Regions from separate parts of the Homo sapiens genome. Here region 1 is linked to region 2. The links are chromatin loops, found by intact Hi-C in ENCODE. Cell type or tissue: psoas muscle. All regions are shown on one strand. Each heading gives the region's core, and the rest is flanking DNA. Links, peaks and the distances in the headings are about the cores only.

Region 1 (15,250 bases), core at 6,956-9,455, 88 kb after region 2:
TTTCAATATTTAATTCTATACTCAGGCTATGAAAACTATTGGGTACAGTCATACAGTATAAGCTGTTGCTGGTATACATTTAAGGTGTCCATTCATTTATAAATAAAATTTTATCGAGCTCTTGTCATATGCCAGGCACTGTGCAAGGCACTGCGAATATTGCATGGAACAAAGCACAGAAGGCTGACATCCCCATGGAGCTTGAAGTCAGCCTAGGTGTTCAATAACAGCTGCATTTCCAGCCCACTTGTTACTCTGAGCACACGTTCTTAGTTAAAGCCCACTCCTATATTCCACACTGGCCATTCCAAACCGTCATAATGTTTCTCAAGTCTCTTACCAAATTCTCACCCTAGAGGTGGCCAGTAGAACTTGGCATTCTACTCCACAGGGAATTCTTGGTTTCTGTCCCCTTATGTTCAAACTTATCTCCACCTGTGCCCATCTTCACCTCTTTTTCCCTGATTTAGAGGAACAGGTGCCCTTCCTCGGCTAGGTTTAACTTTTGTTCCTGTGCTCTGGATCCCATGTGATGCATTTTCTCTGAGATTTGTTTCTTCAGTAATTGTGTATTTCCAGTCTCTTCATATGAATCAGCAGAAACCCTCTCTTGTCTAGTCCACCCTAAACCAATTCTTCAAATCCAAGTGCCTCATGGTAGCCCCAACCCTTTTCTTCACATCTAGGGTTCTGGAAAGAGTAATTTTACTTGCTGCCTCCTCTTCCGTAATTTCCATATGCTGTAGAAGTGATTTCTATGTCTAATCCCTCACTCCCTTGACCATGGCCCTACTGAAATTGTTCCGTTAAGATCATCAAACCTCTTAATTGTCAAATCCAGTGATCCAGAGAACACATTTTTACTTGTTGTCTTTCTCAATATTCCTCCTAGGTTTGGCATTGTTGACCACTGTCCTGCTTTTGAAGCCATCACCTCTGGCTTCTGGGACACCATCCTTTTCTGGTTATCTGCCCATCTTTCTGGCACCTCCATGTTGTCTTTCATAGGCTCCTCTTTCTGTGTCCAGTTCTTCTATGTCCACCTCAGAGCTCCTTCCTCAGACTTGTCTTCTAAGCATTTCTTCAGTGATCCTGTCTGTGTCTGTGGCTTCAACCACCACATCTCTCCTCCATGCTTTCTCTTGAGCTCATTACAGTGAACTACTTATTGACCATACTCACCTCTGTGTCCCACAGGCCCCTCACATTCAGCATGTGCAAAACTGAACACATCATCTTCCCCACCAAACTGGCTCCTCTTCTAAGATTATTAGCCAAAATAAAAAAAAAAGGTAGCATTTCATCTCCACAGCCTGAAAACTTGGATCATCCTTGACTTCTCCTTCTCCCTCATCTTCTACAGTCAACAGACCATCAATGCATGTTGATTATATTTTATAAACATATATATATATATTCTATATGTCCCTTCTCCTCCAGTCTCTCCACAGCTGCTCTCGTTCAGGCATTCATCTGTCCTGCTTGATTTATGGAATAGCCTTGAACAGCACACCTACCATTTCCAGTCTCCTGCTTTCCGCTGTGCTTCTTCCATTAGAAAAATCAGTGATATATCCATTAGAATGATGATTACATTGTATTACTATTGCATTGTACTGTGACTCATTGTATTATGATTCAATGTCTACTGCTCTGCTGAATTGAGAGCTTCTTTGGGGCAGGTATTGCATGTTATTTATCTTTGTATCCCCAGTGCATGTGATAATGATGGGCATATAGTAGGTGTTCAATAAACACTTGTTCAGTGTACAAACGACTCAACCTCTATCAAGAAAAGCAGACTGAGCACAGTTAATCAATCTTGGAAGTTTTGAGCACTGTCCCATTTTAGCAGCTTGAATGCCTAATTAGTAACTGATGTGACAATAACACATTTGATGGTTGAACTAACACTATTGATTAAAAATAATGTCAGTTAATTTTGCCTTTTAAAATAATATACATTTATTGTAGAAAAGTTAGAAAATATGGATAAGCAAGAGGAAGAAAATAAAATCATCCACCATTCCATTACCTGGTGGATAACTACTGATAACACGTTGATGTAGATCTTCTCAACTTGTTTTCTAAATTTTTACTTTCAGTAAAGGATTAGGATGAAGCCTGAGGGATGTCTTAAATGCTGAGCTGCCCTTTGCAAGAGTAACCAGTCATTAAATCACAGTGCTCAAGGATTCCTGGCAAACCTGACCTAGATCTAGGTGGGTGTTCACATCCATCAGCACTAATCCGGTGGCTAAACATTAGCAGCATCATTAACAGTGATAATACTTTTGCTAGACAGGTGTCAAACTAGGGTAGTGTCTTAGTCAGTTTGGGTTACTGTAACAGAAAACCATAGACTAGGGCTTAAACAACAGAAATTTATTTCTCACCCTTCTGGAGGCTGGGAAGTCCAAGATCAAGATTCCAGCAGATCTGGTGTCTGGTGAGGGCCACTTCCTGGTTTGCAGATGGCCATCTTTTGGTTGTATTCTTACACACCAGAGAGCAGAGAGAGAGAGGAGAAGCAAACCCTCTTGTGTCTTTTTATAAGGGAACTAATTCCATTGACAAGGCTCCACTCTCATGCCCTAATTACTTCTTGGAGGCCTACCTCCTAATACCATCACATTGGGAGTTAGGTTTTCAACATATGAATTTTGGGAGGAAACAGACATTCAGTTCACAGCAGGCAGTTACTCTTGTTTGAAGCTAGACCCTAGACAGTGCTGTCCGGCATTTGGAAAGGAGGATGGAGACTGGGAAAGGAAATTCACATAAATTAGTAAACTTCTAGGACTCCAATCCTGGTGCATAGTTGGGATGCAGGGCAGGAATCAAGTATGAGGACAGAGCACTTGGGGCAGGATGATGTGAAGACTGTAGCCATTTGGGCATGAGGGAGCCTACTGGATTATCCAAGAACACTGCAGCCAGGACTTGGGGTGGCAAGACTCATTCTGGTCCACCTCCTGGTGGGGATTGAGCTCCTAATGTATTGTCAAACTGGGTCAATTTGGTTTAGAAATCAGGAAGAATTGAGCTGCCAGGTCGAAAGACTTAGTAATTGTAGTTATGTGGGGCTGGGAAGGTAGGAAATGATAAATCCTAAACCCTTTGGAGTGGTGAGATCCCATCACAATCTAGTTAATTTTGTGACCCATATAACTGTTGTATGCCATATGTCTATATAGAATAATTAAAGCTAATTAGAATTAATTTTGGTTGGTGAGTGTTTGAAGAGTTTCATAATAACTCTAGAGATAATTAGAGATACTTTGGGATGTCACAAAATAAGCATTTAGAATAATTTGACTAGATGTTTAAGCCAGGGTTGTGCAATGAAGGCTAGTAACAGAATGACAATTCTATAATTGCAAGAATGCTGAATCAGGAAGTAAGAGTTTGGGGTTCAAATCAGTATGCTGCTAAACAGGTTCTCTGAAATAAACCAGCAACCCACCAACAACCTTGCTTTGTAGCAGTTGCCAATTTCTGTGGTGTAAATACTCCCACCATGGTGGATTTCAAGTTTTCCATGGTTTAACAACCGGCTCACACAATTCCTGAATATTTAATAATCAGCTCTTACTAAACTTGCACTGGTGTGCAAGGCAGCTAGAGCACACCAGTGTAATTTTCACTGAACTTCTAGGTAACTTTGTGATCTTGGGTAAATCATTTCACTTGTTTGGATCTTGGTTTTATCATCAAAAAAGCATAGTTGCTAAAATAACCTCTAAGGTCCTTTTCAAAGTTAACATTCCCATAATGCAGCTGGTGTTACAGGGCAAGACTAATGTCACATTATATGCCAAAAGAGTGACATCAAGAACTTTTGTGAATGTTGTTGTGATATATCAGAACATATAATTTGATATCACGTCAGTGTAATCATCACCCACATTCTGATTCCTGCTGTTAATGTGCATGTTCTTCTCTAGTTCCTCTTCCCAGAAGGATTAAAAACAACAGTGCAGCCATTAGAGAGCCAAACTTCACAGCCCAAGAGTGAGGTAAGAAACCATTAGTGGCTAGGCATGGTGGCTTACGCCTGTAATCCCAGCACTTTGGGAGGCTCAGGCAGGTGGATCACAAGGTCAGGAGTTTGAGACCAGCCTGGCCAACATGATGAAACCCCTTCTTTACTAAAAATACAAAAATTAGCCAGGGGTGGTGGCACGCACCTGTAATCCCAGCTACTCGGGAGGCTGAGGCAGGAGAATTGCTTGAACCTGGGAGGTAGAGGTTGCAGTGAGCTGAGATTGTACCATTAAACTCCATCTCTGGGCGACAGAGAAAGACTCTGTCTTGGAAAAAAAAAAAAAGAAACCATTAGCTACAGTCAGAGAATTCTATGCTCAGTTGCTGGGTTCTAGAGTCAGCTGAGGGGCTGAGAGAAAATCTTGTAGCTTAGGTACATGACCCTATATGACCATGAGACCCAAGAGGGGTGGTTTTCCCTGGACTAGTAAGGACAGACATGAGAGACTAATTTGTGTCTTTTATATTTATGTGTGTCAAATCCTGGCCCTTAATAGGAACACAGTAAGCATTTGTTGAGAGAAAGAATAAACCATTTGGGATTTTTTAAAAGAGCAAATTCAGAATTTTAAAATATTAATTCAGAAGTAGTCATGTGCTTTTCTGCGTTTACCTTAATAATGCAGAAGAAATGTATATTTCAAGTGCGAGAAACTACTTTCTTGTTATAATGGAAAACTTTTTAGTGCCTTCAGTTCAGTACTGGGGATATAAATCTGCCTTCCAGCTAGATGACAGAATTTATTACATAACCAGAACCCAATGGTGAGAAATATACATAAGAAAAACCCACACTGGGCAAACCAGGTGTTTGCTCCCACCAGTGAGCGTGTCCCCTTCCCCATGTGCCTCAACCAGTGGAATTAACTTGTCTCTTTGGGAAGGAAAAGATAATATTGATCTGCAGGGCATACTTACCTATATATCATGTGCTGCTTTACCAACATTTCAGCCCCGTAATGACCCTCATAAGCTAAGCATTGCCATTCCCATTTTAAAGAAAAAGAAACTGAAACTCGGAGAGGTTAAGTAACAGAACCAGCTAGTGGTAGAGCCCCGAGTTAACACCCCAAAGGTGGTGCTTTTCTCGCCAGACCAGGCTGCCTTGGGGCTTCTGGACTTCCTCTTCCTGATGTCTCTCTTCCGTGATTGCTGTGGGAATTTGGATGATTTCTCATGTGAGTGAACCTGGCTCAGCCCATGCTCAGGCAAACAGAAGCGCCAGTCTCTGACAGGGTTCTGAGCAAATTCGTCAAGTCAGGCGGGTCCTGGGCTGCGGTATCTGGGCTGTACTTTGCCCTAATGAATCAGCTCCATGGAGGTTGGGCAGTTGCAAAGGTAACTGACATGATGTAGATCTGAGGGCCTGGGGAGTCTTGGTAGATGTGGCACCTGGACTTTGACAGTCTCCAAGAGGAGAGGAGGCACTCTTGGGCCAGGTCCCTGGAGCAGCGCTGAAGGAAGGTGGGAAGCCATCAGAGCAGGTGTGTGGGAACACTCGCTCCCTTCTTTCCCCTCTTTGAGCTGGACGTGCTGTGCCGTCAGATTAGGAAAGGCAAGATTGCCTTTACTGGGGCTAGGAAAGGTCATCTACATGAATGTGTGAGTCTGATTTGTCATCATAGATGTAATTCCTTCATTTTGAGAATCGAAGGTGTTATTTATTTGGTGTCCTTAATCTGAGGACTGATTTGCTGGAGTTGATGTCTCTTGGCAGCAAAATGATGTGATTTCAGTGGAAAGATTGGGTGTTGCACCTTTGCAGTTGGGAAAGGGCTGCCTAATGAGACTATCTGGGGACAAGGAGAAAGCAGGTTTCTTCTCATTCTGCTTACTTGGTCCAAATGGTTTTGAGTTCCACCAGCCTTCAGAAAAGGCTCATGTGCCCTTCCCTGTGTCTGGGACATTTGGCCTTTCCTGGGATTTGCTGGCAAAGGCTGTCATTGCACCTGGCTTTTTCAAGGGAGTGAGATGATATGGGAAGGAAGCCAGAGGTTCCCCTGAGTTGTGAGTGACCTTGAGGTGGGAGGCCCCCTCCGCACCTTGTTCTTCTTGTGTGTTCTGCCGTCTCATAGCTCTTGGCTCATAGCTGTCGACCTCGGCTCCCTGGTGTTTGAGCAGAGTGACGTCTCAATTTCAACACCCACTCTTTTGACCTTTTGTTCTGATATGAATTTTTATATGAGGCTGGGACCTTCAGTAGTGGAAACAAGTTAACTGATTTGATCAGAATCTTGCAACCTAAAACAGTTCCTAAGGAAGAAAAAAATCGAGGCCGACCTAGCCTGTGGATGCTCCTGACACAAGGAATCCCTGAGCAAGAGTAAGATCTGAGGCGTGCTTTCCTTTTGTGGGTGCAACCCCTGTCCCCCGCTACCCCGTGCAATGGGCAGAGGAACCTGGAAGGTAATCAGTCCTTGGAGCAATTTCCCTTTTTCAGGATTACGTGGGGGAAAATTAGTTTGATGCTAGGGAGACTTTCAGCATTTAAAATCTCCAACCGGGAAGAATCCTGAGATATGGCCTTCTATTTTCTTATGAAAACAATCCCAAATTTGCCTCTTGTTGGCTCCTCTGGAGGAGGAGCAGGTATGACCATATTATATAGGTTCTAGTTCTTTGAGGGGGTTAATGTAAGGATTCAGAAAAGGTGCTTCTTGAAAAGGTCAGTCTAAATTTCTTTTTGTTTAATAAACATCTTCAGCCACTCATACTACCCTAATCTTTATCCTTGATAACACTGCTATTTATTGAGCATTTTAACATGTTAGGTAACATGTTACGCACTTCGCATAGGTTATCTTTAACTCTGTCAATAACCTTGCAAGGTAGTCCTTACAGTCTCCATTTCATGGGTAAGGAAATTGAGGCTTGAAAAAATGAACTAGCTAGTTAAGTGGCAGAGTTAGGATTTGAACTCTGATCTAGCTCTCTGCAAGACCCACTCTGTTTATGATACCACAGGGCCTCCGCTGTAAGTGTTAAATAAACACTTGCTGGGGGAATATGTGAAGAAACATCAACTGGGATTCCTTGATAGCATTTTTAGCTGTACCTATTATTGTTATCTGTCTCCCTTGCCTCCCTCATCTGTCGTTGTTCCACATGTACTTTTTAATTTTTTAAGCAATATTAATATAATTGTCTAGTCTGTTATTTGCTTCATGTATCTGAGATTGTTTCTCAGATTTCTCTGTATCCGTGACCATATGGTTTGTTTTAGATATATTTCGAGGACCATAGCTGCTCTTTTCACAAAACCTAATCAACCACTATGTTTGGATATAGGCTTCAAGTGATGATTTTTTCCTTTTTCTTTTGTCTGCAGGAAGATAAAATAACTGCACAACTTACTCAAAACCCAGGACAAATTCAGAGAGTCAAGGATGGAACTTTGGGCTCCCCAGAGGCTGCCCCAGACACGAGGGAAGGCCACAGCACCCTCAAAGGATCCAGACCGAGGGTTTCGGAGAGATGGACATCATCGGCCTGTCCCTCACTCTTGGCACAATGGAGAGAGGTTTCACCAATGGCAAGACAACCGTGGGAGCCCCCAGCCACAGCAGGAGCCCAGGGCAGACCATCAGCAGCAGCCCCATTATGCATCCAGGCCAGGGGACTGGCATCAGCCTGTGTCTGGAGTTGACTATTACGAAGGTGGTTATCGCAATCAGTTGTATTCAAGGTATGGCTTTAGGGCTTGGAATGAATGCAACTCTCCTAAATGCGTATGAATAGGTTGTTCTTTTCCTTCTTCCTTTTCCTTTTATTTTTCTCCCCCTTTTTTCTTTTTCCTTCTCTACCTTACTACGTGGCTTTAGCTAAATCCTGTCCTCTCCCAAATTTGTTTTTGATGACTGAAGATAGTATTTCTCTCCTGTTTTTCCCCTAGTGGAGCTTCTTAAAGAAGCCATCACAAATGCCACTGGGTATGGGGGCTTGGGGAGGCAGTGTCAAGGGTAGAAAAAGTGGTGAAATTCAAGACAGCAGATGGAACCCTCTTGCTCTGGGATTGCAAAAGTTCATTTATGTAGACTATGGAAAAGCTTTTCTTGGAGATCCCTATAAGGAGTTCCTCGTTGTCATTGGACCACTCTACCTTGGGATTAGCATGACACTACCAGCACCAAGAAGAGTCCTAGTGCCTACGACAGTACCCGGAATGGAACAGGCATACCAATAATCTGTATTGAATGAATGGGAACTTAAAAAAAATTGACCTCAGGGAAAGCAGATAGAAACCTGCAGGCTCCAAGTTCGGAAGGAAGAGGTTGCAGTGAGGTCATTCTATCCAGGTTGGAGAATCTGGAATTCCTGCTTCCCTGGTCTGTAAGCACTGGACTTAATATTTCATGGAATGTTGGAAGCCGTCTATGTTCTACTTCAGCTTTTCCAGTTGGGGTGATATTTACCTGCTTACAGATTCAGGGTTGAAATTATGACAATTATTATAAAGAAATTTATCCCTAAGAAATACTAAAGAATTGCTAATTGGGCCAGGCTCCTGGATCACGCCTGTAATCCCAGCACTTTGGGAGGCCAAGGCAGGCAGATCATCTGAGGTTGGGAGTTCGAGACCAGCCTGGTCAACATGGTGAAACCCCGCCTCTACTAAAAATACAAAACAAAACAAAAAAATTAGCTGGGCGCGGTGGTGCATGCCTGTAATCCCAGCTACCTGGGTAGAGACGGGAGAATCACTTAAACCCGGGAGATGGAGGTTGCAGTGAGCCAAGATCACGCCACTGCACTCCAGCCTGGGTGACAGAGTGAGGCTCTGTCTCAAAAAAAAAAATTATTAATTGATAAAAACATTAATATTATGATGTTCCTCTCCCCAGTCTTTTTGGATTGTTGAATTCTCAAAGAGAGGCGTGTTCAGGACAGAGGCAATAAAAGTAATCAGACTTAACATAGTCCAGTTTGACTTTTAAATCTCAACTCCATCTGGGATAAGCATGGAAATTACGGTGGTGTATTGGAGACTTAACACAGTCATCTCAGGAAGTGGTTTTCTCAGATAATATCAGGATGGAGTTTTCTAAGATAATATGTATGTGTTTGGGGAGTGAGAGTTTTACTACAAAATAAAAGAGTTTTAAATAAAAAAGAGGTTTTTAGAAAAAGAGTTTTAAGTAAAAAAAATTGTACTATAAAAATTCTACTCCTGTTGTGCAACAAAGGCCTGACTCCTGCTTTGATTCTGTTTACAGGATCTAGAATTAACTGTGGCTTTCAAGCAGATTCTAGGCTGGGGTCACAACTCTGTCCTCTGAACCTGTTTAGTTTGTCAAGTTCTTCATTGGTTTCTCTCTTTACTACCCTTGTCCTCAACTGACCAGTCTTCTTTGTGATATTTTAGGCCAGGTTATGAGAATTCATATCAGAGCTATCAGTCTCCCACAATGAGGGAGGAATATGCTTATGGAAGTTATTACTATCATGGACACCCACAGTGGCTGCAGGAAGAAAGAGGTATGGAAAAGTCTCCAAGAAGCCTCTGGGATTTGGGGATGGGGCAGCTGGTCTGAGAGGCAGGGGAGAGACCAAAGGAGCCATGTTCAGACCCTCACCTTGGGCATCCTTTCTTGGCCAGACGAGACCATAGCAGAAACACTCCTCCTAGATGTCCTGAGAAGAGATATAAAGGAGTTGTTTTCCTTTGTATGCATAGATGATGGTACTGTTACTAGCACTATGGGTAGTTTGTACTTCATCCATGTTTTTTCTCCTACTTTGCCTTATAGCCCAGATTATATAGTCTTTGACCAAGTAACAGTGAAGTCAGTTCTTAAGGACATCTGCTGGGCTATAGTAAGAGTGTATCACTTCACCCTGAGGACAGCAGATATGCACCCAAATGAGTGTTCTACCGTATGCTAATAGGTATAGGGTGTGTCTTAATGGCAGCATCTGAACTGCTAGGAAAGATAAATCTGTTTCAACATTGAACACACACACACACACCAATCCCCATCGTTGTGCGGTTGTATAGATCCATGCTAACTAGTTCAGAGGGGACTGAGAGGCGTCCTATGGACTTTCTTTATTAGCTCTCACCTATCTATTTTTTCAATTTGGAAAATATGTTTTTAGATCTACTGTGCTCCAGGAGCTCCTCACAGCTCACTAATATCTTTCTAAGAACTTTCAGAAACAGGAAGTGACCTGTCTTGATTTTGTTTTCTCTGAGGGTGCAGTGCCAAGGCAACGGAGTCCTTATATCTGGCACGAAGATTACCGAGAGCAAAAGTACCTTGATGAACATCATTATGAAAACCAGCACAGTCCATTTGGAACAAATAGTGAGACCCACTTCCAGTAAGTGTGAAAGGAGAGGCCAGTTTGACATGATGTTGTCAAACTCAGACTATGTCGGGCAAATCTTCTGGCGTCTGATGCTGCCATCTCACCTCCAGAAGCCCATGTACCTTTGTTGTAGCCACAGGGATATGGGAATATCCCAGGATGGGCCTGGCCAGCTGTTAATATGGACCCTGGGAAGGGAGGTTCTTATCACTGACAGTCTGTTCCCAAAGCTGGGCGAGTCTGAGTCCTGTGAGGTTCCTTGAGGTCTGTCCTAAAAGAGGACTTTAATTCTGTGTTGGCCTTAGAACAGATATGGCCTAGCAAAAGTTCTCACGATTAGGTCATGAGAACTTACCTGGTGCTGTGGTGCTTTTCCTCAGCCTACGCCTGAGCCCTGAGAATGGGCCATCTCCCTGTGGTAAGACAAGACAGGGAAGAGAGTTTTGCTCAAGCATCTGTCCTGGTGCTTGCAGCTGTGGAATTCACCAACCTAAACACTCTGATGTAAGTCATTCCAGAATGTCAGGCTGTAGAGACCAACCCTTCTCATCAGGGCCTGAGGCCACTTCCAGCCACTGAGCTGTGGAACTCCAGCACTCCTGTTTTTCTGGGATTAGTAGATTGAGGTGGTGAGTAGGAGGAAAATGCTTTCTCCTATGGCACCCAGGCTGACATGGTACCTGCCCACGCTTTGGAGCAGGTCAGCTTCCGGCGGAGAGTGCCTCAGCCTTGCTGGCTTGCCCAGGACCCCGCTCACTGCTCCTGTCATTTTGCTGCAGATCTAACAGTAGGAACCCTTGTAAAGACAGCCCTGCTTCCAACTCTGGACAGGAGTGGCCGGGGGAGCTGTTTCCAGGGAGCCTGCTTGCTGAGGCCCAGAAAAATAAGGTAACCTAAAGTGACGTGGGGGCTGGAGACTGTGGCCATGTGTCGCAGCTGACACTGTCAGCAGTGGCAGAACAGGGCCCTTGGGGATGGATGTCCAGTGGCCAGCCGTCTGGAGGACCCATTCCTCCCCTCTTGGCAGAACCTCCGCCCATGCCTTCCTTTTTTCCCTCCTTACTGCCTCAGTCTTAGGCATCCGAGGCCCTGAACTGAACTCCTTTGCATTTTTATCAAATTGACAGGATCAAGAAATGTCACCTAGCTCACTCCAACATACTGGGAAAGAGAGGACGCTGTCATCAGGTGTTAGGTGTTAGGGACCCCAGGGGACTAGCAATTTGGTTTAATCCAGGAAGTGGGAAATTGCTAGAATCTTTGAATTCAGGTTTGAGAAGCAGGGCTTGAAACCTTTTCTAACTCTTCATTCATCCCTTTCCTCTAAAAATCTTATTGTATGCGCCAGCTGGGCCACAAAATGGAAATCTTTTTTAAAATAAACTTTTTATTTTAGGATAATTTTAGATTTGTGGAAAATTTGCAAATATACTACAGAGATGGGTTCTTTTCTTTTGAGACAGAGTCTCACTCTGTTGCCCAGGCTGAAGTGCAGTGGTGCAATCTCGGCTTACTGCCACCTTCACCTCCTGGGTTCAAGCGAATCTCCTGCCTCAGCCTCCCGAGTAGCTGGGATTACAGGTGCCTGCCACCATGCCCAGCTAATTTTTGTATTTTTAGTAGAGACCGGGTTTCACCATGTTGGCCAGGCTGGTTTTGAACTCCTGACCTTGTGATCCACCCACCTCGGCCTCCCAAAGTGCTGGGATTACAGGCCTGAGCCACCACGCTCGGCCAGAGATGGGGTTGTAATTTTGAAAGTCTTGTATTAATCTTGTCTCCCTTATTAGGTTTGTATGAGGTCAATTTCTTTTGTATACTTAGTGCTTAATAGAGTAGGGCACATATTATTATGACTAATAGTAACAATACAATGACAGCAGCCACATACATATGTACAGCACCTTACACTGTACAAAGAGCTTTACTTTTTATTTTATTTTATTTTTTTGAGACAGAGTCTCACTGTGTTGCCCAGGCTGGAGTGCTGTGGCACAATCTCGGCTCACTGCAACCTCCGCCTCCCTGGTTCAAGTGATCCTCCTGCCTCGGCCTTCCTAGTAGCTGGGACTACAGGTGTGCACCACCATGCCCAGCTAATTTTTGTATTTTTTAGTAGAGATGGGGTTTCACCATGTTGGCCAGGCTGGTCTGGAAATCCTTACCTCAGGTGATCCTCCTGCGTCGGCCTCCCAAAGTGCTGGGATTACAGGTGTGAGCCACTGCGCTTGGCCCAAAGAGCTTTTGAATCCATTATTTTACTTGTATGCACACAAGATGTAAATTCAATGAATTTCTTTATTTATTTATTTAGAGACAGAGTGTTGCTCTGTCACCCAGGCTGGAGTGTAACAGCATGATCATAGCTCACTGCAGCCTTGAACTCCTGGGCTCAGGTGATCCTTCCACCTCAGCCTCCCAAGTAGCTGGGGCTATAGTTGTGCACCACCATGCCCAGCTAAATTTTTTTATGTTTTGTTTTTTTGTAGAGATGGGGTCTTGCTATGTTGCAATTTGGGGTCTCAAATTCGTGGGCTCAAGTGATCCTCCTGCTTTGGCCTCCCAAAGTGCTGGGATTACAGGTGAGAGCCATCATACCTGGCCCCATGAATTTCTTTACACCTGCATCCAAGGGGAAAGCACAGTACCTGGAGCATAATAGGTGCTCATTAAACAGTCAATGAAGGAGGGCCAGGCATGGTGGCTCACGCCTGTAATCCCAGCACTTTGGGAGGCTGAGGTGGGCAGATCATAATGTCAAGAGATTGAGACCATCCTGGCCAACATGGTGAAACCCCATCTCTACTAAAAATACAAAAATCAGCTGGGCGTGGTGGCGTGCCTGTAGTCCTAGCTACTTGGGAGGCTGAGGCAGAAGAATCGCTTGAACCCAGGAGGTGGAGGTTGCAGTGAGCCGAGATCATGCCACTGCACTCCAGCCTGGTGACAGAGTGAGACTCTGTCTCAAAAAAGAAAATTGTTTATGAATGAATACATGAATTGCTTGAAGTATATAGGGCAGATATGATTATATCACAGATGAAAGCACTGAGCTCAGAGAGCCTAAGTCACGTGTCCAGGGGCACAGCAGCTGAGTATAAGGCAAAGCTGAGATTTCAATTCAAGGGCCCCTGACCCCAAGGCCTGCACTCTTTCCATTGGGTCATAATATATCCTTTGGCAAATGCCTATCAACTTGATTATCTCTTTTTATCCTTTCAACACATCCACTTTCACCGTATGTATTTTGTTTCTTTGAAGGAACGCTTGAGAAGACCAGCTCTCTGAAACTTCTTCCTGTGTGTTTTTGTTTTTAACTTTCAGCCATCATTGGCTAGTGAGTCCAACCTTCTCCAGCAGCGTGAGTCTGGTCTCAGCTCCAGCAGCTATGAGCTCAGTCAGTACATCAGAGATGCCCCGGAGCGGGATGATCCCCCAGCTTCAGCAGCTTGGAGTCCAGTTCAGGCTGGTGGGTTCTAAAATGATCAGAAGAGTTGATTGAATCTGATGTGGAAGGGCTGGGTGGCAAGTCTCTGGGAAAGTCAGCCTTACGATGGATCATTGTCCACCTCATTTGCTTATGTAGGTCACCTGGGCAGAGAGGTCAACTTTGGTTCCATTTTCTCTCTTTTTGCTTGTAATAGTAATTGCATCATAGCTGATTCCTGGAAGGGAACACTGCCCCTATCCATTATCAAGTTGGGAAAGGAGGCACTCAGTGGTGCTTTTAAGAAAGGGAAGACCAGAGAGAATTAGGAAAAGCAAAAGCAAGATGCAAAGCTTCATTGCTTTGTCTGGATGTAGGAACTTTGTCATGAGTATAGAGGCCATGAAAGCCAGAGACTCCTTGGCCTCTCAGCATCACTGAGAGTCTGGGCTGAGAGCATTATCATTTGGACTGAATCATCAAGCCCACGCATTGTATTCTGACACCTTCTCAGAGGCTTAAATCTGACTGGAGCAGGGAACATGGGCTTCTTCTAATTACACAACCCACCCAGAATCTTATTTTGGTTCAGGCAGAATTTGGGCAGAAATACATCTGTGGCATATTCCTAAACTAAAGAAAAGTGATGGAAGTAACGCTAACAATGTCCATCTGTGTCTGTTGGTCAGAAGATGTCTCCTCAGCTGGTCCCAAAGCACCCATGAAGTTCTACATCCCTCATGTTCCTGTGAGTTTCGGGCCAGGAGGTCAGCTGGTGCATGTAGGTCCCAGCTCTCCCACTGACGGGCAAGCAGCCCTTGTTGAACTGCACAGCATGGAGGTAAAGAAGACCCAGTGTCCCTGGAATGCTGGCACACTGCTTACCCAACTACTCCTAACATGCTTACCTTGCTTTCCTGTGCCTGAGCCGGGGCATCTCCAGGAATGGGATGCTCTTGCGGGAAACTGGGCCATGTACCCCCTGGATTAGGAGGGTGCAGGAATGGGTGGGGCTCTTCTCTGAAAGAATTGATGCTACAGTTGTGTTTTTCCTGAGATGTCAATGTCTCATCTTTAGCAACAAAATTCACTTTTTTCTTTCTGCTTTCTCCACAAGGCCTTGAGCCATATCCTAGCCCCACGGCCTTGGGGTCTGACACTAGACTTGACTGAAAGGGGCCTAGGGTGGCCACAGTCTTAAACACAAAATCTGATTGTTTTATTCCAGGTTATTCTTAATGATTCCGAAGAGCAAGAGGAGATGAGAAGTTTCTCAGGACCCTTGATTAGGTATAGTGCTGTAAGAGCTGCTGAGTAAGGGCTTTTGAAACCTAGAAAATCTTCCTGCCCAGATCAGCATTTTGGAGATTTGTTCTTGGTTTCCTTGGAAAAAAATATCTGTCCTTGTTGGAGTGGAATTCTCTGTGCTGCAAGATAGAACCAGATGTGGCCTGAGTCATTTTGACA
Region 2 (15,250 bases), core at 7,168-9,667:
CTGTTATTAATTTTTTTGTTTGTTTGTTTGTTTTTTGAGGCGGGGTCTTGCTCTGTAGCCCAGGCTGGAATGCAGTGATGCCATCATGTCTCACTGCAGCCTTGACCTTCTGGGCTCAAATGATCCTCCTGCTTCAGTCTCCTGAGTAGCTGGGACTACAGGCATGCACCACCATGCCCTGCTAATTTTTTTTTAGTTTTTTGTAAAGACAGGGTCTCCCTATGTTGCCCAGGCTGGTCTCAAATTCCTGGGCTCAATCTGTCCTCCCACTCAGTCTCCCAAAGTGCTGAGATTACAGGCTTGAGCCACCATGCCCAGCATACTGTTATTACTTCTAAAGTCAGATACTGTAGCATTTATCCCCATATGGTTATTTACTCATTATTTATAAAATCAATGTGTCTTAAACCAAAATTCTTAACATTAACCCAAAGGTGAATATTAAATCTATTACACTAAGCACCTTGCATAAAAATTACACCACCTTGGTTGCTGGTCACTTGGAGCTTTTGGAAAATGAGGTCATTCTATTTCTACCCAAGCACTCAGGGAATTATATTCCCTTGAGGAAGGAGGTCTGAATCAAACAGGACACCTCAAGGTTCCTGAAGCCGTCATGACTGAGGTAACGTCTTCTTTATATAAACTGGCAGGTTTATATATTTCTTTATATAAACATGACTGTTAAAAGCAAGTAAACATCAAGATAACTGTTTTAACTTGTTTTCCAGTAATTTAAGAGGACTGGGCCCTCGGTTCTTCCAGTGTCGCAGACACCTGCAATCTCACGCATCCTGCCCCAGGACAGGGATAAGTTCTGCAGGTGCTTTCCTTTTCCAGAGTTACAGAAGCCAGGCCTTAGTTCAAGTTTCACAAGCTTGGGATTTAAAAGTCAAGTTTTGATAATAGAAGTAGTGCCTCTAGATGCTTAGTTTGTTTGGTCTGGGGAGAGAAAGAAACAGAATAGAATTGTATAACAGCGTTGGATTTGTTTCCAAGGACACAATGTAAGAGGGAACTGAGGTGACTTAAGAGAAGTTTCAGAGTAGGAGGAAAAGCTGGAACAGGCATATTTATAGCACCAACCTGCCATATATATATATATATATATATATATATATATATATATATATATATATATATGTAAATAAATAAATGTGCATCCTACTCTTATTACTGCTTGTCTTCCTTATTGGCCTCCTTCCTCTTGTAGGTTTAGACAGACACCGACACAGTATTTCCGTCTTCACAAAGAAAGGCTGGCATCTAGGGAAATGACCTTGATAGACAACTATAAACACAATATTAATCAGAGCAATTTGCTCTTCATTGTGCCCCCTTCCCAATATCCCAAAGCAACCCCAGAAGAGAGGCCAAAAAAAAAAAAAAAAGAAAGAAAAAGCACAATCGCTGGCCATCTAATGAGTGTGCAAATAAAGGTAAAATATTCCAACATGGTCCGAAAATGACCCAAGTCCTGCCTCCAAAGAAAGAGATTTTTAAAGATCAGCTAAATCCTAACAGATTTTATGGCAGCACCTCTGTGCCAAATGGTTTCTGTCTTGGTATCATAGAACAAGGTGTTAAGGAAGATAAAGTCGGGGATTTAATCCACATATAACTAGACACCTTTACTCTTTGTAAATAGTGACACAACCTTTACTCCTAGGACAGCTGTCTTGCAAAGAGCTGTGCTCCAGAGAGTCTGGGGCAGAAAGGGAAAATGAAAAATGAGTACCAGCCTATTGTCAGTAATGGGAAAAGAAAGTACCAACTCACAATCACAGCCTACTGGCAATAAGAGTGGCACATTACATTACTTTGTCCTATACTCTCATTGGACCTGAGCATTATTTTTCAGGTCAACTGAATACTTGATTTCAAAAAGACCAGTATTCTAAATGTTGCCCAAATAAATGTCCTCAAATAGATGTTCCTGCCAGTGTAAAAAATATTTTCTGCTTGAAGGTTGAACACGGAAATGGGAGCCCCTTGTTGCTGCTTGCATAAGAGCCTCTGTGGACAATTTAGCTGCTGTTTTACAAGTCAAAGCTGGCCTTTCACAGGCAGCATTGGTGCCTCCATGTGAGACTGGAAAATTGAGCTGCTCTTTCTCTGCCTCTAGTGACCTGCTGAGTAATAAAGGTTTGTGGAGTTGCTTTGTTTCTTTCTCTTTTTTGTTGTTTTAAAATCAGAGCTAAGCTGACAGTCTTCATGAGGATGGTGGGGAGGGCAAGGGCAAGTTAAAATCCACCTCCAGCTCCCCGGGGAAGGAAGAAGCGGAGAGGCTCATTCCTGTCAGCAGGTGTGAGTCAGACACACAGGGAGCAGCAAAATTGAGTAAGAAGGTGCCATTTTGTCGTCAATGTTCCCACCACCACCGCACAGAAATAAATAGTTTGAGAAAATGATCCCGCATGAAAGAAAGATCTGGTTAGGAGTCAGACAGAATAGAAAGTCCCCATGGAATGCTGCTTCATTACGCAATCCTTCCTTTCACCGAGGGATTCCAACTTTTGGTGGAACCAATTTGACAAGCAAGGGCTGACAGCCTGGGAACCAGAAAAGCTGGCCTCCAAAGTGATTAGTCACTTTGAAGCTCAGTCCTACCATTGTATTGTTAGTTGGTATAAGAAGAACTCGGTTAGCCTCAAGTCTCAGTTTTTAAATCTGGAAACTGGGATCAGTAATCTTTACCAACAGATGAATGTTTCTAAGTAATGCTTGGGTTGGAGACACCATCATTCCCCTTTTTAACTATTCCCCCAAATCTTCCTGGAGACACTGTTTTTCTCTTCCTGTGTATTTTACACTGAAGGTTTGCCTCTCCCACTCTGCTCACTGCTGGAGGGATGGTGAATGGCTTGATGTTTAGATAGCCCACACTAGGTTAGCTTCAAAGGAACCTAAATACACTCAGGACAGAATTGTCCCATAAATGGCTATGAATATTACCAATGTCATAATGGAAGAGACTGGAAATTAATCTGGCAGCTTTCTTCTATTATTCATCATTTTTGTATGCTTCAGCTTTAACTGTTTAGTAAGTTATGCATAGTTCATTTGGAAGATATTTTGAAAGGAGGACCTAAAGTATAGTTAATCCCAGAGAGTGGGAGGTTTATCTATAATTCCTTTCACTTGTTTCATTACAAAGTCCAGAATTTTAAACACAGAACTCCACCAACTATTATTTTACAATTTAGCAGCTCTCCATTGAATATATATTTTTGGACCCCTACTCCAGACTTACTAAAGAAGAATCTTTTGGGATCTTGGGCAAGTATAATTGTGAAAGCGTCCCACATGATTCTGATCAACACACTTGGATAAGAACCATAGATAAGTTACTTGGATCAAATGCACCCCAAGTGACCCTGGTGCACCCTTCCCTTTCTCCACTGATGCTTTTTCCTTCCTCTCGGTTGCTCAGGCCAAAAGCTTTGCAGTTGTCCTTGATTTAACTCTTATTCTCGCATTCCACATCTAATCTATCAGCAAATCTTGCTGGCTCTACTTTCAAAATATATCCTGAAAAAAATATATATGTTTATATACCTAGGATTAATCACTTTTGCTGATACACTATCCCAGTCTATTTTCTACAAGGCAGCCAGTATGGTTCTGTAAAAATTTAAATGAGATCCCTTCATTGCTTTGCTCAAAAAATCTCCCATGATTCCCTCTTTTGCTCAGAGTCAAAGGCAAAGTCCTTACCATGGCACACGGGGCTCTGCTGAGCTGGAGTCTGTCACCTCTCTCCACTCTCCTCCTATGCTCTCCTACTCCAACCATAGCAGCCTCCTTGTTGCTCTAAGCACATTTTCATCTCAAGTCCTCTGCATTGGCTCTTCTCTCGTTTGGAAAAGTTTCTTCTCCACAGATGTCTACATGGCGAACTCCATCACTTCACTCATTCATTCGTTCGTTCGTTTATTAGAAACAGGCTCTTGCTATGTTACCCAGACTGGTCTTGAACTCCCGGCCTCAAGTGATCCTCCCACTTCTGTCTCCTGAGTTGCTGCAATTACAGGTGCAAGCCACTGCACCCAGCTTTCCATCACTTCCATCAAGTCTTTTTCAACTGTCACCTCAATGACCACCTCATGGTTACCCTGACCACCCTAACTGAATTGCAACCTGCCTCCTTCACCACAACTCTCCCAATTGCCCTTATTTTGATCTATGTTTCCCCCGAAAGCACTTGTCAGCTTGTAATATATTATATAACCTACTTATTTTTCTTTATTTTATCTTCCTCAGCTAGACTGTAAGCCCCACAAGGGCAGGAATCTGTGTTTGTTTCATCCACGAATATATCTGAAGCACCCAGAACACTACCTAGCATGTGGTCAGTGCTCAATAAATATTTGTAGTATTTGATACATAAAGATTTTTAAATCCAGAGAGAGCAAACCAGATAAGTGACACACCTTACAGAATGCTGCCTCAACATGTTTGCTCCTAATTGGGTTTGCTACTATGGGGACAATCATAGCTTATATATTTTAAGACCTTTGTGGTGCTGTATCTTACAAATGCCATAAAATATGCTACTCCTGTTTTGGAAGTCAAGAACTGAGAGTTGTTGAACTACTTCTACACGCACAGCCCACAGCTAAATCTATATAGTTGCTGGAAATTTCACTTTAGCAGCACCCCTGCATGTTTGGGGTGAAATAGAATAAGGCATTAGTCCTGTGACCTCCAGTCTGTGCCAGGTCAGTGGGAGTTAAAAGCCAAATTGTTGGAGTGTCCTTTTCTGAAGTGAGTTAGTACCGGAAACTCAAATGCCAAAAAAGAGAGAGAGAAAGAGAGAGGGAGGGAGGGAGAGATTATACTTCACGTATCTATTTTTATGTTATTGGGCTTCATCACAATCTCCCCCTAAAACGGTTGACCCAGCAGGACAGAGAGATCTCAGCAGCCCTCACTTACCCCTGGTGAAAACCACCATCTCGGAAAGCCCTCCGCCTTCCCCCCCTCACAGGACAATGCTCTTAATTAGCTTCACCATATTTCCCAGAGAACAAAAGCTCCCCACCCCTTACAGGAAAAGCTTTTGCAGGAGATATCTCACTGGGGAAGCGCCAGGCGCACAACAGGGAGAGGAGAACATACAGGCTGTTCTGAGCTCTGCAAAGAGACACAAACTCTGGATTCTCTAGGGAGTCTCAGAGGTTAGCCCAGCACATTTTTTCTCCACGTGACAAGCACGTGCTTCATATACCCTGAGGTGGCCAACTTCAGAGGGCCCCTTTCCTCCTCTCTCTCCTTCAGTCACTAGCTGGGGGGCTGGGGTTAGAAACCTTGGGGGTGGCAAAATAAGCTGGAATAATCTTTAGAATTGAGTATCTGAGAAGCAGTAGGAGAGGAACAGGGAGTTTATTTCAGGTGACAGACACAGAGCAGGCCCCTATTTTTTTTTTCCTGAGACTAATAATATTTCTGGAATGAGGATGCTTGAATCATATGTCGCTTCATACCACTGTGTGGGAAGTCTCAGTTATGAGCCCAACAATCAAAGACATGGTGGTGCTTTGAAGACTTGGTGGGGGGCCTTGCAAAGGCGTCTAGAAGCATGCTGGGGGGAGGCATGTGGGGGGGGCAATGTGATTGCAAGCAAAAAGGGCAATTAAGGAAGAAAAAGACTGCCTCACCTTGGCCTGTTTGGGGCCAAAGAAGATGGGGCTGAAAAATCTTCTCTCAACAGTTTTGTTCCTCCCATTAAACGTGTTTTTTGAAAAACAGAGGAAAAAAAATCTTGCTTAAATGCCTCTTCCTGAGTAAGTTCACTGTCAGGAAAGGAAAATCCAAACGCTCGAATATTCTATTTTTGTGTCCAGAGGCTCCAGCCCCTGCACACAGACTCTTCCTCACTCTGAAGGAAAGGAAACTGGGCGGGAGACCTCCCTGTCACAGAGGCCGGAATTGAGGAACCTGTGTCCCTCCAAGGCCTGTTCTCCATACATTCGGCTTCCATTTTAGGAAATGAGGATATAGTGCAGGCTGCTTTGGGATTGGCCTGAGGGTGGAGTTAGTGGTTTAAAAAAAAAAGTGCTCCTTTGACTATTCTCCAGGCAAGCAGCAAGCGCGGAACTAGACTTTAATTAAATTGGGAGGTTTAAACGGCTGCATTAGTATTACACTTCCTCTGGTCATTAAAGTTTACTGCCATCACCTGCTTCTCAGCTAACATGTAGATAAGGACGAGAGGCCTGATTAAGAGTTTTACATTTTGATGTGTGAGCAAAGTGAAAGCTGTAAGTCAGTCATAGCAGTAATAAAACAGCAGTTACCTAGGAAGATAAAGCCCCTCTTCGTACGTTCCACATTAATTTTGTACACTGATCCATACATTTGTCTGTAGTTTCCCCCTCTGCATTGCCTTTATTTAATTAATTTTTTAAATGGACACATAATAATTGTGTATGTTTATAGGATACATAGGAATGCTGCAATACATATAATGTATAGTGATCAGATCAGGATAATTAGCATCTCCATCATCTCAAATATTTATCACTTCTTTGTGTTGGGAACATTCAATAGGCACTGCCTTTAAATGATGGTAAGTGCTAAGGGTGTCCAACCTGGGAACTGGGGTTTGGACCACCACTCTTCCTCTCAATCCAGTGTGGCTCTTCCTCCTTCTGCACTTTACTAGAGATGGCCCTTTTCAAGGACTGTAAGGGACACAGAGAAGGGCAGTCCAGCTTGTGATAGTCACATTTTTAAGCTATTCCTGTTTCCTCTGCCATCCAGCATGGGAAGCAGACCTTAAAAACAGACCTCAGTTTGAAAGGATTTCAAGGGAAGCTGGTAAATGGAGATGGAGGAAGGAAACCGGAAAGGTCCAGTTAAAGAGAGACTGATTCCTATGGCTTTGCTTGTTTATTACTACTCCAAGGTAGCACTGACCCTGGCATAGACAGGTCCTCCTAAAATGCAGATCTTATTAGGGAACCACCATTCCCCTGCTCTTAACCCTTCAGTGGTTCCCCAGTGACCGGAGGATGATGTCTAGGTAGCCCAGTTATGATTTACAAGACTCTTCATGAGCTGGCCCCAGTCTACCGCGAGCTCTCCATGCTGTTCAGCACACCCCCACTACCACGGGGCCAGCCCTACTGCCTTTCTTTCAGTTCCTCAAATATACTGTTTCTTCTCTCCCCCAGCCTTCAAACATGCTCTTTCTCCCTCTGCTCCTAACTCATCCTTCCTTTCATTGGACATTTCTACCCCAGGGAAGCCTTCTGTTACCACCCTGGCTCTGGATTAGGCTTCTCTCCTGTGAACACCCACAAACCTCCTGCTTTACCTACCACGTAACACACTGCTCTGGAATCATTGTGCTTGCTGGCCTGTCTCTCCAACTGAACTGTAAACACATGAGGGCAGCACTAAGCGTTTGCCTTGTCCAGTGTTGTACTCCCAGTAGCTGGCACACAGTAGTGCTCTGCAAGTATTTGTTGAATAAATGGCTACTGTGCAATATGACAATTGAAAGCCCAGTGGTACTTCCCAGATTTACATTCGACATGTTTATTTTAGTTAAGTCACTGCTAAGACACAGGAAGGGCCCTGAATTAGACATGTGTTGTAATTAGGCTGCCCTGACCTCCTCTTCTCCCTTTCACTTTATTCCAAGGCCCTCTCTCATCCCACCTTTTCCACGATGCCTTCTCAGGAATCCTGGTTTGCAGTCATCCGAGTCAGCTTAGGGGCCACTCCCTGTGTGTACATTTACTGGCAAACGTCTGCGTCAGATTTTGTAATTTAAAAAAAATTTTTTTTACTGTTCATTTGAAAATTACTATTAATTATAATTGCTTTTAAATGATTTTACAATTTTGTCTTATCTTTTCCAGGTTTTTCTTGATAGTAGGAAGGATGTTTTCTTTTATTAATCCTGTTGATACCTAATGCTTTTGCAGTACACAATTTGTGTTTAATGAATACACACGAGATAACTTAAACTCTAATTTTTCTTTAGAAATTGAATTTATTATAGTGCCATTGTGGAAATGAATACTAGATCTGTTTGGTGATGTGGCAACTGCACTAAGTTTCTTAAAGGAAACTGTGGTTCCAGGATGGGCTTGGAAGCTGTAGCCCAGAACTATGTGGGCACCGCATCCCTGGTGGGTTGGCAGGAACAGGAAGCCCGCAGCCAGAAAAAACATTGTTCCATGGTGCCCTCTAGTGAGCCAAGGCGCCACCAGGTCAGAAGTCAGGGCCAGAGGCCCTCCAACCTCGGCAGGAAGCAGGATCATCCGGGGAGCCTGACAAAACTGTAGATGTCAGTGCTCCTTCCCAGAATGCCAAGCCAGCAGGGAGATCAAGCCCTTCAATCAGCATCTTCAGGGATCTGATGCACACAGTCCTCAGATCACACTTTGTGAAGTACTGACTAGGTGATGCTCATCAGAAAAAAACTCTCCAGATACATAATCTGAGAACACCCACGCCCATTCTTCTGCTCCTAGGGATGGATCACTGACTTCTTGCTTACTACTCAAGGATGGATTTGGATGAGAAAGACAGAGAGAGGAGAGAGAGAGAGAGGGAAGAAACAGTGTCTACATCTCTGGTATGAATCCAGTACACACAAGAATATTGAGCAGCAAAAAATGGATGGAAACACTGAGCGAATGTTTTAGGGAGGATTGTGTCACCCTCTTTTGATACCTATCTCCAATCCAATAAAGCACTAATGAAGAGCGCTACTTTCCTCATTTTGTACCCTTCCTGGCAACAAGGGTGGGGAGGTGCCTGGCTTTTATCAAGCAAACCATCCACGGCCACCACTATGTCAGACTTTTAAAGTATATCATCTCTAGAAGTCCCTGGAATCATAGAGAGTGAGGCATTCTTTGTACCATACAGAGGGAAGGATTGCTGGACAACTGGTTCAAGCATAGGCAACAGAGAGAATTCACTTTCATGTGTCTGTATTTATGTTCTGTTAACAAACTCACTGTAAAGATAAATACGGTAACAACTGCATCACTTTCTCATTCATAAAAAGGGCCAATTCATGACCAGAAACCCAATAGACAGTGCTCATCAATGACAAAAAAAAAAAAACCACTTCAAATCCCCACCAGTACTTTTCTTCCTTCCTCTTGAAAATTTTATTATTATTATTATTATTATTTATTTATTTATTTATTTTTGAGACAGAGTCTCGCTCTGTTGCCCAGGCTGGAGTGCAGCAGCACAATCTCAGCTCACTGAAGCCTCTACCTCCCGGGTTCAAGCGATTCTTGTGCCTTAGCCTCTTGAGTAGCTGGGATTACAGGCATGTACCATCACATCCACCTAATTTTTGTATTTTTAGTAGAGATGGGGTTTCACCATGTTGGTCAGGCTGCTCTCTAACTTCTGGCCTCAGGTGATCTGCCCGCCTCGGCCTCCCAAAGTCCTGGGATTGCAGGGGTAAGCCATCACGCCCGGCCTCCCTCTTGATAATTTTAAATGAAGGCTGCCGCTTTACTAAGGGGCTGTTCACAAACTAAAATGTTTGTTGAACCTTGCGAGGTGATAAATTACTCTGATGTGAAGTCTACTACTCAAGTGTAAGTCTTTTATGTACTTGTTCATGTGTTAATTTTACCTAATGAATTCATTTAAACGGCAAAACTACATTTATTGAATGTCTACTATATGTCTGGACACTGTGTTGGGCTCAAGAAGTATAAAGGAGCACTGGGTAAGGCTGACTGCCTATACAGGGGTCAGCGTCTAGAGGGGACATTATCTGATGCAGTGTGATGGGTACTCTACCAGAAATATGAACCCAGGGCTAGGATAGCACAGGACAATTATTACCTCTCTCCATGGGAACCAGCTGAATAGAGAAATGCTATCACAGACACACTCTAATATTCTAATACTTGATGAACGTTGGAATTTTCATGGGGATTAGTTAAGACCACATCATTAATTTTCAAATGTTTTAAGACAAAAGAGTTATCAAATCTCTGTTCTCACACATAATGTTTTTTTAATCTCCTCCATTCCCCGTGACTGTAGCTTTTTTTTTTTTTTTTTTTTTTTTTGTGGTTTGAAACAAACTATGAGGTGCTGGGCTGATGCCATCTGATTTCAGTCTTGCTTATTTGCTTGTCCGGAAAACTTTAAGCATAGACTCACAGAGCCCTTAATGAGAATGCTCATTAAAAAGCCGTCTGAAATGGTGAAACAAATTACATGCACAACACAGCCCACTCTTTTCCTCTTCATTTCCTTCTTTCCCTCCCAGCCTGCAGCATTATAAACGACAAGGTGAAGTGAATCATCAGGTCAAAAAAAGGCACTGCCGAATGGGTCTATCCGTACCTCGTCGCTTTGATGACATTTCTCTTGCTTCACTGCAGCACTAAAATGTTGCCCAAACAGCAGGAGGGCCCTGCACAAGTAATGATGGCCTTGGTTAAAGCCTTTGATTGTGTGTATTTGGGTGGAACTTTAACTTGTAATTGCCGAATGCACACACTGTCTGATTTCAGAGCCTCTCCCTGGAAGGCTTGTTTATTCCTGGTAAAGGCAAAATTTCCTTCTTTCCAGGTGTATCTTTGACCACTTTATGAAGGTTTCTTCAGGAGTATTACTTCAGGATGGTAGAGATCATATTCAGGGCAGGCCTGGCTACAAGGCATCTTATTAAAACACTCTCCACCCCTGGGTCTGTGAGGAAACCTGAGGGAAATCGGGAGTTTCAGGAGCTAGGACATATTTCCTGCCTCCCAGCTTAACAGGAAGTGATGGTGACGGCTGTCCACTGGGAGGAAGAGAGGGGAGGTGGGTGTTTTTTTTTTTTCTTCTTTTATCCTGGGGTATGCAAAAGGAAGGCTACAGATGCCAAACAATCCTTCCACACCTGGTAGCTGGGGCAATATTTGTGGGGAAAAGGAAATCCTTCCCTCCATCTTGCTCCTTAATTTATAGAATTCACTGGGGTTGAGGCACTTATAATTAAATACTTGCAACACTGCTTTTTTTCTCTGCTGAGGTAGAGAGACTACCACCTTTAAAGTCAGAAGACTGGGGTTTAGGCCCTGACTTTTTATTGATTGCTCTTGGTTTGACTCTTAAGAATTCACCAAACATTTGTAAATCTGTGTCTACCATATGCCAGGTACCTAGCTAGGCACTGAGAATACACAAATAGCGAAGTCACAGTCTTGACCCTGAAGTTTTTCATAATCTCCTGGGGAAGGCATACACACAAACAGTCACAGCACAATGTGATGTGAGCTTTACTGAAGCTAGGAAAGAGCCACTGTGAAAGCAAGAGGAAGGGGAATGCACATGTTTTCAAGGTGGGGCAGCAGAGTGAGAAGGTGAGAGGTGGTCGGACTGCTGCTAGGGAGGGTTTCACAAATCGGAAGCCTGAGCAGGATTTTAAAGAAATCCTGTTCACTTGGAGAGATGGAGACACACACACACACACACACACACACACACACACACACACACACAGAGAAGGGTGGTAGAAAGAGCCCCGATAGACAGCATCAAAGTGTGGCAGAGGAGAAGAAGCTGAGGACAAGACTGAGAAGGAGCAGGCTGGGAAGCAGGAGGAGAAAGAGCAGAAAATGGCTTTGAAAGCTAAAGAAGCCAACTATCATAGGGACCGATGAGCATCCCTTGGACTGAGCATATGGGAAGTCACAACAATTTCACTGGCCTTTGGGGGTTGATCACAATAGGATGAGTAAATGGAAGGAGACCAATGGAGCTAACAAGCATATTCTTAATGTTTGGTGGACTTGGCTGTGAGGAGGAGATGATGGCTAGACAGAGATAAGGAATGAAGGAAGCCTTTCGTTGTTTTTGTTTATGACTGAAACGTGGGCATCATTATATGCCACAGTGGAGAGGGAGGAGTTAACCTACAGGACAGAGATGGGATTAAATGGGGTGAATGCCTACTTCACAGAGTCGTTCTGAGGATTAAATGAGATCCCCTTGGTGAACCCCTTGGTGAACCCTTTCTCTAAAGAGATACACACATGTGAAGTATGATTATCCTGCTGTTGAAATGAAACCATGCATCATCACAAGGCATTTGAGCTCACTTATCACTTGGCTGCTGAGATAGGCAAATCTCCCTCTCCATAGCCTTTTTGTATGCACTGCTTTCCTATTTCCTCTTGCCATGGCTTTAAACATTAGAGCCCAATAATTACTTGAGCTCTCCTTGACATTTCTTCCTGACAAACAACACAACTCACCAGTTCCCCCGGATCACAACAGGAAGCTGGGGGTTGATAAGTGAGAAGCGATTAAGGGGAGGACGAGAGCCTCCTCATTGTTATTATGAAGTGGAATTAACATCCAGACCTCTTGGGAACTTTGCCTTGTCAGGTTATTAGCTTTTCATCAGAGAACCATAAAGACACAGGGACCATGATGTACAATGTCCCCTCACGGACACCTGCGTCCCCTTTCCCATCTCAATTCACGAACTGTAAGTCCCACCGCGGCAGAGACTTTTGTCTGCTTTGTTAGCTGCTGTGTCCCTAGTGCCTAGAACAGTGACTGGCACATGGAGAGTGTCTAAAAAATATGCAGTAAGTGAATGATTCACCCATTCCTCTTTCAACTGATTCAATAAAAATGAGTGTATACTATGGATCAACCACCAAATGTATCCTAGATAAACACAGTTAAAGAATACTTGTTATCATTTAAACAATGTATATTCTGTGCCAGGCACTTTACATACATTAGTTCATATAATCGCCATCATTTTACAAATGGGGAAACGGAGACTCAGAAAGAAGTCACTTGGTTGAGGATATGTGATTGGAGAGTGAAGAAGCTAGAATTCCTGACTGCTGGAATTCCAAAACCTATACTCTTTCTACAACAGCCTCATCCCTCATCATTCTCCAGCTCAAACCGTAACTTCAATTGTAAATGACCACTTGCAATTCCTTGACCATGCCATGTTCTGTCGTGTGTACTCCTTTGCCTGGGACACATTTAGCTGTGCCCTCTGGCTGGGTAATTCTTCTTCATTCTTCTTCTCTGAGGCTTTCCTGAAATGATGTCCTCTGGCTGGGGTAGGCTGACCTTCCTCTCTGCTCCCATATCGCCTCTTGCAGCCCTTCATCACAGAACATATCACAGGCATTTGAGATGCCTCCTTATGCGAACTTCGCTCCACTAAACAGTGAGAGGCTCAAGGGCAGGGACAGTGTCTTCATAACAAAAGCTGCTATTGATTGAGTGCTGCCACAAACGTGCTTACTTTGTTTAATTTTCACGACCACTACCTGAGGTGGGAATTATTATGCTTCTTTTTTTTTTTTTTGAAATGGAGTTTTGCTCTTGTTGTCCAGGCTGGAGTACAATGGCATGATCTCGGCTCACTGCAACTTCTGCCTCCTGGGTTCAAGTGATTCTCCTGCCTCAGCCTCCCGAGTAGCTGGGACTACAGGCATGCACTACCACACCCGGCTAATTTTGTATTTTTAGTAGAGACAGGTTTTCTCCATGTTGGTCAAGCTGGTCTCGAACTCCCGACCTCAGGCGATCCGCCTGCCTCGGCCTCCCAAAGTGCTGGGATTACAGGCGTGAGCCACGGCTCCCAGCCTATTATGCCTCTTTTTTTTTTTTTTTTTTTTTTTTTTTTTGTGAGATGGAGTCTCACTGTCACCCAGGCTGGAGTGCAGTGGCCTGTTATCAGCTCACTGCAACCTCTGCCTCCTGGGTTCAAGCAATTATCCTGCCTCAGCCTCCTAAGTAGTTGGGTTTACAGGCACGCACTACCATGCCCAGCTAATTTTTTATTTTTAGTAGAGATGGGGTTTTACCATGTTGGTAGGGCTGGTCTTGAACTCCTGACCACGTGATCCACCTGCCTTGGCCTCCCAAAGTGCTGGGATGACAGGCATGAGCCACTGTGCCTGGCTTATTATGCCTCTTTTAAAGATGTGGAAATGGAGGCTCAGAGAAGTTAGATAACTTTAACAAGGTCACAGTGAGTAAGTAGCTAACCCAGGAATTAAACATAGTTACATCTTAATCCAAAGCCCAAATTTTCACTTCGCTATGCTGTCGTTGGAATTATCTACAATGCTCACAGCTTAGCTGTGGGGGTAAATAGATAAATACCACCTGAACATTGAGATTAGCAAGCTACTACAGGTTGGTACAAAGTTCTTTGGAGTGACATATGGAAGGGAATAATTTGTTCCCTTTGGGGGAGGTGGGAGATGGAAGAGCTTCATAAGGTTGCCAGAATGCTTGGGAATTTGTCAACTGAATTAATAATGATGGTTCAAGGTGGAAGACAGTTCCCTGCATCTAATCCTGGTGGTTGGTTTTAAGGGCCACAACAGCCATTGCCCAGGTCACTACTGCTTCCAAGTTGGCCCATCTGGGTGCCAGGAATGCAGCCCAAATGCCTGCTGGTACCTGCTTAAGTGATGACTGGTAACCAGGCAACCCTGTCAGCACATTGTTTCATTGAAATCATATTTGTGAGTGTGTGAATATGAAAACAACTTTACATAATCACAGTTTTAATCTTGCACAATATACTTTACATTTAAATGAAATAAGTGTATTTTCAAGCTTATGGCTATATGGAATAGTGCAGCAACCCCTAATTATGTGTTAGCTTCTCTTCCTGCTCTTGTCCCTTAACTACAGGCATCCCTGGAGGCTGCTTTCTGTATTCTCTCCTCCAGGGAATTAATCTATTTTCTAGGCTTGAATGACTGTAAAATTCCTATAAAATGAGGCTTAAAACTGCAAGCAAAGCATTGCTTTAAAATATATTGTATAATACCTTCTTTGTCTGCTCTTGGGGGTATTTGTCAGGGAAAGCACAGTAGGCAGCCGGATACTGTTGTAGGGGCTCTGGTACCAGGCAATTAGGATGATTCTAAACTGCTCCATTTCCCAGCTATGTGGCCTTGGGCAAGTTACTTGGCTTCCTTAAGCCTACATTCCTGATCTATAAAAGAGCAAAAATAATAGTATCTTAGTCATAGAACTATTGGGTGGATTAATGAAATCATGCAAAAGCACTTAGTGACTGGTTTGTTAGAAAAAACCAGTAAGTGCTACTGTTTATTTACATATTTACCTACTTGTTTATTTTTGTTAGAGACAGGGTCTCTCTCTGTTGCCCAGGCTGGAGTGCAGGGGCACAATCATGGCTCACTGCAACCTTGAACTCCTAGGCTCAAGCGATTCCCTCTCCTCAGCCTTTCTAGTAGCTGGGACT

Evidence for each region. A loop is a pair of places that touch in the nucleus more often than their neighbours do. Peaks named below come from ENCODE experiments on the same cell type or tissue, not always from the same donor. Only the 100,000 strongest peaks of a DNase experiment are listed, where the experiment ranks them.
Region 1: it touches region 2 in a loop (2.6-fold over the local background); 6 of 110 quality-filtered maps call a loop at or near these places.

The regions. Positions count from the first base shown.
Region 1 is chr1:177,960,165-177,975,414 of GRCh38, reverse strand. CRYZL2P-SEC16B (CRYZL2P-SEC16B readthrough) reads left to right here. Exons shown (of 32, transcript NM_001356506.2): 8 at 7,376-7,732; 9 at 9,410-9,522; 10 at 10,248-10,368; 11 at 11,136-11,244; 12 at 13,681-13,825; 13 at 14,476-14,624; 14 at 15,012-15,073. The coding sequence starts at 7,434. It overlaps SEC16B (SEC16 homolog B, endoplasmic reticulum export factor), which reads left to right and starts at 5,357. Exons shown (of 26, transcript NM_033127.4): 1 at 5,357-5,531; 2 at 7,376-7,732; 3 at 9,410-9,522; 4 at 10,248-10,368; 5 at 11,136-11,244; 6 at 13,681-13,825; 7 at 14,476-14,624; 8 at 15,012-15,073. The coding sequence starts at 7,434. RefSeq lists an enhancer at 15,121-15,250. In psoas muscle, for the core only: no CTCF peak of the experiment used is centred there; no DNase peak of the experiment used is centred there.
Region 2 is chr1:178,048,254-178,063,503 of GRCh38, reverse strand. No RefSeq gene overlaps it. Among named protein-coding and RNA genes, the nearest start is that of CRYZL2P-SEC16B, 18 kb to the right of the region's middle. RefSeq lists a silencer at 13,428-13,585. In psoas muscle, for the core only: CTCF peaks have their summits at 7,421 (motif pointing right) and 8,177 (motif pointing left); a DNase peak (open chromatin) is centred at 8,196; H3K27ac peaks cover 241 bases.